Regions from separate parts of the Homo sapiens genome. Here region 2 is linked to region 1. Evidence: read pairs that join two places in POLR2A ChIA-PET (ENCODE). Cell type or tissue: Caco-2. All regions are shown on one strand. Each heading gives the region's core, and the rest is flanking DNA. Links, peaks and the distances in the headings are about the cores only.

What was found. Peaks named below come from ENCODE experiments on the same cell type or tissue, not always from the same donor. Only the 100,000 strongest peaks of a DNase experiment are listed, where the experiment ranks them.
Region 2: POLR2A ChIA-PET joins it to region 1 with 6 read pairs; 19 of 35 experiments call an interaction of 5 or more read pairs at or near these places.

What each region holds. Positions count from the first base shown.
Region 1 is chr3:49,421,470-49,424,301 of GRCh38, forward strand. AMT (aminomethyltransferase) reads right to left here and starts at 1,004. Exons shown (of 9, transcript NM_000481.4): 1 at 892-1,004; 2 at 635-802; 3 at 23-103. The coding sequence starts at 981. NICN1 (nicolin 1, tubulin polyglutamylase complex subunit) reads right to left here. Exons shown (of 6, transcript NM_032316.3): 6 at 864-2,832. RefSeq lists enhancers at 1-631, 632-1,385. In Caco-2, for the core only: no CTCF peak of the experiment used is centred there; a DNase peak (open chromatin) is centred at 1,212.
Region 2 is chr3:49,105,479-49,108,381 of GRCh38, forward strand. It overlaps USP19 (ubiquitin specific peptidase 19), which reads right to left. Exons shown (of 27, transcript NM_001199161.2): 27 at 2,572-2,903. Among named protein-coding and RNA genes, the nearest start is that of QARS1, 2.2 kb to the left of the region's middle. RefSeq lists an enhancer at 1-453. In Caco-2, for the core only: no CTCF peak of the experiment used is centred there; no DNase peak of the experiment used is centred there; H3K4me3 peaks cover 611 bases.

The DNA of each region.
Region 1 (2,832 bases), core at 1-2,500:
GAGCAGAAATAAAAGGGCCCACCTGGTTTGGTCTTAGCTCTGCAATGTCTCCAACCACTAGACTCTCCATCAGCTTCACCCGGTCACTACCAAGTATCTTGGTCTGGGGAAGAGATTGAAAGCCTCAGGCCATTGCAACAGCTACAATCCAAAAGGCTACTAAGCAAGGATGCATCCTCCCTGCCATCCACAGTGCAGTCCAGCCCACCCAAAGTGACTAACCAGTCTTTTGGTTCTACACGTGGCAAAGGACCACCTTCTGATTTCCTGACCTCCCCCAGTCACTCTGTGTGGGGGGACTGCCAGGGAACTGGACAGGACCTAGCACCTTCCTGAAATAACCCCTTTTCAAACCAACATCCAGCCCAATACATGAGAGTGGGTGTCAGCCCTGGAAAACCCGGGACATTAAGGCACACCATTTAATGGGGGCAAGCTAGAAGGATGAGATGATGAGACCCTCTGAGCTCATTTCCTTGGGGCCATTGACCTATCCATGACACCCCCATGACCTCTAGCTCTTCTGAGAAGGCTGTCCTTGGAATCCAGTTCACAGCAAACAAAGCCAAGGAGTGGACCACTGTAAACAGGGAGGAAGGCCTGATCAGATGGCCAGTGTGCTCCCCTGGCTCACCTGCAGCATATGAGACACGTCAAAGAGCGAGCAGTGCTGGCGTGTGTGCAGGTGCGAGTCAGTGTGACTGTCCCGGTACTGCACTGGCAGACTCCAACCCGCAAACGCCACCATTTTCCCGCCGTGGGCCAGGTGGAAGTCATAGAGCGGTGTCCTGCGGAGCACCTCCTGTGGGCGGCTGGGCTTAGTGCCACCAGGGCCCTAGCCCCCAGCCGCTTCCCTCCCCCACCCTCCAAGATCAGCACCCTCTATCCCACCTGTGCGCAACTAAGTGGACGACACAAGGCCGGGGGGAATGCCTGCAGGCGAAAGCCCAGACGGGCCACCACACTTACAGCCCTCTGCATCGTCGCCTGCAACGAGTGCAGACGGCGCACAGAGGCCACCACACTGCCAGGCACGCCGGGAGATGTAGTCCAGGCCTCTGCTCGGACAGGTCTCTCTCCGGAGCAAAGGATCTGAAGGGGGCGTGGGCAGCCCCAAGGGCAGGCTGGGATTTAGAGCAGAGAATGCAGGAACCCGCAACCACAGGGAAGAAGCCTCCAGCTCTTTCGGCTGACTCTTCAGGGCAGCTCGGGCAATCCAGAGCTGATTGGGCTGCCCAGAACAAAGCTAGGGGCTAGACCGCCCCCTGCAGAACCGCCCTGTCTCCAGAGGGTCAAAGTTCTGGAAAGGGCTGAAAGGTCTGAATCATACCTTTAGGACCTCAAGAGAGTAAGGTCAAGTGGGGGTGGGGAAGGTGGGCCAGCCTGGCAGGTAGGCAGCACCACAGTAGTCTGTCCTCATGTGGACCCCTAGTTCCACAGCTCTCCCACCAGGCAGACACAGGCAGCCAGCAGTCATGCATTCCACAAGTATTTATTGATCTTACTGCATACCAGGCCCTCAGATGGGGACACAGCCACGAATGAAGCATGGTCCCTGCTACCACAAGGTCCTCTTCACTTACACACACACTGAGGACTACTGCTTCGTCACGCTTTCCGAAGCAGCTGAGTGGGGCTATGTAAGTGACCTTGCAGATGAAGTCGCCACCTGCAAGAACTCACAGGTGAGAACAGAGGGTGGCCACCAAAAGGTCACTGAACTCCCCCGAGAAAACTGTTGAGCCACACACATGTCCAACTTTCCAGGTCCAAGACATACTGCAGTACTGCTTTGTAATAGCCACCAGGTGCAAAGCCAGGAAGAACCAGAGGGAAACAGGTTTTTCTCACATGAGGGAAGAGCAGCCTGCATCACTTAATGGTTGGACTGAGTTAATGCAGGACTTAGGCCTCTTAAAAGGCAACAATGAGAACCCTTACTTGGACCCACTCCCCACCACGGTTGATCTCTCATTATGCTGAGCATATCTCTTGGAAAGGGGCAGGGCGGGCGCGGTGGCTCATGCCTGTAATCCCAGCACTTTGGAAGGCCAAGGCAGGCAGATCACCTGAGGTCAGGTGTTTGAGACCAGCCTGACCAACATGGAGAAACCCCATCTCTACTACAAATACAAAATTAGCCAGGCATGGTGATGCATGACTGTAATCCCAGCTACTCGGGAGACTGAGGCAGGAGAATTGCTTGAACCTGGGAGGCGGAGGTTGCAGTTAGCCAAGATTGCACTATTGCACTCCAGCCTGGGCAACAAGAGCAAAACTCAACCTCAAAAAAAACAACAAAAAAGGAGAGGGGCAACTGGGAGAAAGGATAGAGATGTGCTTTGGGCTATGTCAGATGGCAGAAGGGTCCCAGTTCTTTTTTTTTTGTTTGTTTGTTTAAGATGGAGTTTCGCTCTTCTTGCCCAGGCTGGAGTGCAATGGCATGATCTCAGGTCCGCAACCTCCACTTCCCGGGTTCAAGAGATTCTCCTGCCTCAGCCTCCCAAGTAGCTGGGATTACAGGTGCCTACCACCACGCCCAGCTAATTTTTTGTATTTTTAGTAGAGACGGGGTTTCTCCAGGTTGGTCAGGCTGGTCTTGAACTCCTGACCTCAGGTGATCCGCCTGCCTGGGCCTCCCAAAGTGCTGGGATTACAGGCGTGAGCCACTGCACCCTGCCTAGAAGGGTCCCAGTTCTTATGCTCAGGCCCTGGTTTTGCTAGAGACACGTGCCCAGGCCCTATGGGCACACCCACTTGAACATATATTCAGGAGCCAGCTCAGAAACCAAGAGACTCAGGCTGCCCAAATCTTCAGGTTTCCTTCCTAGG
Region 2 (2,903 bases), core at 119-2,618, 320 kb before region 1:
AAACCCTGTCTCTACTAAAAATACAAAAATTAGCCGGGCGTGATGGCGCACGCCTGTAATCCCAGCTACTCAGGAGGCTGAGGCTGGAGAATCGCTTGAACCTGGGAGGCGGAAGTTGCAGTGAGCCGAGATTGTGCCACTGCACTCCAGCCTGGTCAACAGAGTAAGACTGTCTCAAAAAAAAAAAAAGAAAAGAAAAAAAAATCTCATCCCACACTTACCCTCTTGCCAAAGCATTATCAGGAAAACCACAAGCAAATTAGACCTTGAAATCCCTCTGCAGGCCTTTGAGAGGATATTTTATTGAGCTTGTGAGAGGGTGGGACAAATGAGATGGTTATAGCTTCATGATTATAGCTGTTGTGCTTGGGGATCTTTCCACAGTCTCACTGGACTTCCAGGACCTGCTGGCTGAAACAGAACAGAGACTTTGTGTGTGTGTGAGAAAAGGGACTAAGGTAGTAAGGGACTGAGGTAGGGGGTTGCAGAGAATGAGCAGCTGGTGGTGGGATGGTGGAAATCCCCACATTTGAGATTGGAGCTCTTGCAGGAATTGGTGATGCTCATACTTCTGGACCTTCAAGGAATAGGCAGGATCCTGACTAGTCTTTATCTATATTCTGTGTCTTTTGTGCCCACATCCCATTATTAATGACCAACCTCCAAGTCTGGGCCTACATCTGGATACCACCTAATGATCACATGCCAGGTGCAGACCAGGGCCACATGCTGTATCGCTATCCAGGTCCAATGCTGTCCTGGGGCTTCCCACATCTCCATGGCCCCGTGGCCCCAGCCAGATGCCTAGCCCTGCAGTGTACTGCATGAGAAAGGCCAGGTGCAGGAATTAAGCAGGGGATGCAGACCAGTGGTGCTAAGGACAGGTACCAAGAAGCAGAGCCATAGCCACACCAGCCGTGCACCAAATTTGAAGCTGCAAGTACCCAGCCCACCATAAAGGTGCCCATGGTGAGCAAAGCCATGCAGAGTGCCTGCCACTGCCACTATTTCCTCAGTACCTGATGCTGCCAATAGATTCACTGTAGCACCATCACCAAGTCCTACAGGTCTAGTGATGGCTCCCTCAATGAGATCAAGATCTGCACTCCCTTCCCTGGTTACTTCATGGTACACTGTGGACGCCATGGCTACAAGTCATAGAATGAGGCAGTAGCCCCACCAGTGTCACCAAGAATGCCACAAGTGGTAGCATACCAGTCGATATCCAGCTAGTGCCCTAGATGTCTACGACTTGCACAAAGCAGAAATGTTAAATTGTATGGGCCCAGTCTGGAGGTTAGCTTGCCTGCATAAGCCCCTGGCACTGCTTCCAGGAAAAGTCAAGACAAAGATGACCAAGTGGAAAAACCAGGCAGCAGCCAGCAAGGCCCAGTCGTGGAATGGACAGAGGTAGGGTCCAGCAACCTCCTGGGCTCAAACGATCCTCCCATCTCAGCCTCTGAAATATTTGGGACTACAAGTGCATACCATAAGAGCCAGCTAATTTTTATATTTTTGGTAAAGACAGGGTCTCACTATGTTGCCCAGGCTGGTCCTGAACTCCTAGGCTCAAGCTATCCTCCCACCTCGCCCCAAAGTGCTGGGATTACAGGCATAAGCCACCACACTTGGCCAGTTTCAGCAACTTTTTTTTTTTTTTTTTTTTTTGAGACGGAGTCTTGCTCTGTCGCCCAGGCTAGAGTGCAGTGGCGCGATCTCGGCTCCCTGCAACCTCCGCCTCCCAGGTTCAAGCGATTCTCCTGCCTCAGCCTCCCAAGTAGCTGGGATTACAGGTGCCCGCCACTGCACCTAATTTTTGTATTTTTAGTAGAGACGGGGTTTCACCATCTTGGCCAGGCTGGTCTCGAACTCCTGACCTCATGACCCACTCGCCTCGGCCTCTCAAAGTGCGGGGATTACAAGTGTGAGCCACCATGCCTGGCCAAAGAAGGAAGGCTTCAGGAACTCTTAAGGGAAGACTCTTCAGGCTGGCAGGCCCCAGCACCCTCCCTCCAATAGAAGTCAGACAAGATTCACTCTGGTCCTCTCTGCTTGTCCTCTTTTCAGGGCAGCAAGATCTGCCCCACAGCAGTTTTCCTCCTGCTCTGTTACCTGCAGGGATGCAGTTAGTGTTCAAGTTACAGCAAAGAAAAAGCTGAGGACAGGAGAGGAGGAGGAAGATCTCCCAGTACTTCTGTCCCCCAAGTCCTCCCTGACTTGTCAGCCCCAGGCTGCTCTGGTGAATGCACCTTTTACTCCACGCTGTCAGCTCCAGTGCTTCATATACTCCTCTGTCCCTTGGCTATATTGAGATCCTGACGATGCCTACCAAGCTGCCTCTTATGTAGGATCCAGAACCAGTGGGATGAAAGAGCAGCAGGTAGGCTCCAAAAAGCTGATAGCACTGGGGGCTTCATGACCCATAGGACATGAGCTGGGACCCCATCATCTCCCTTCAGACTAGGGCACTTTCAGGGTCTCTCATATATAAACACACATACACACACATACACACCGCAAATGATGGGGAGGGGAGGTGGCCCCAGCATGTGGTGGATCACAGTCACTAAGTCTACTTACTTATTATTTATTTTTAAAATATATTTAAACAGCAGCAGTCACTTCCAAAATGCAAAAAAAATTACAATTTTTAGAATAAAATTATAATGTTTATAATGCGGGTCAGAAGAATTGAAGGTACAACAGAATCAAATCACGCAGCACTGGAGGCGGCTGGAGAAGCCAAAGCCCACTGGTCAGGGGTCCAAGCTGACAAGAAGTCCCAACCTGAGAGGTCTCCACACCCAAATCATACCCCTCAGCTTCCCATTGACAGAGCCAGTGTCCTCTGGGTTAGAGAAGGAGAAGCGGCAAGGAGCTGGCCCTCTGTGTGGGTGTCCCAA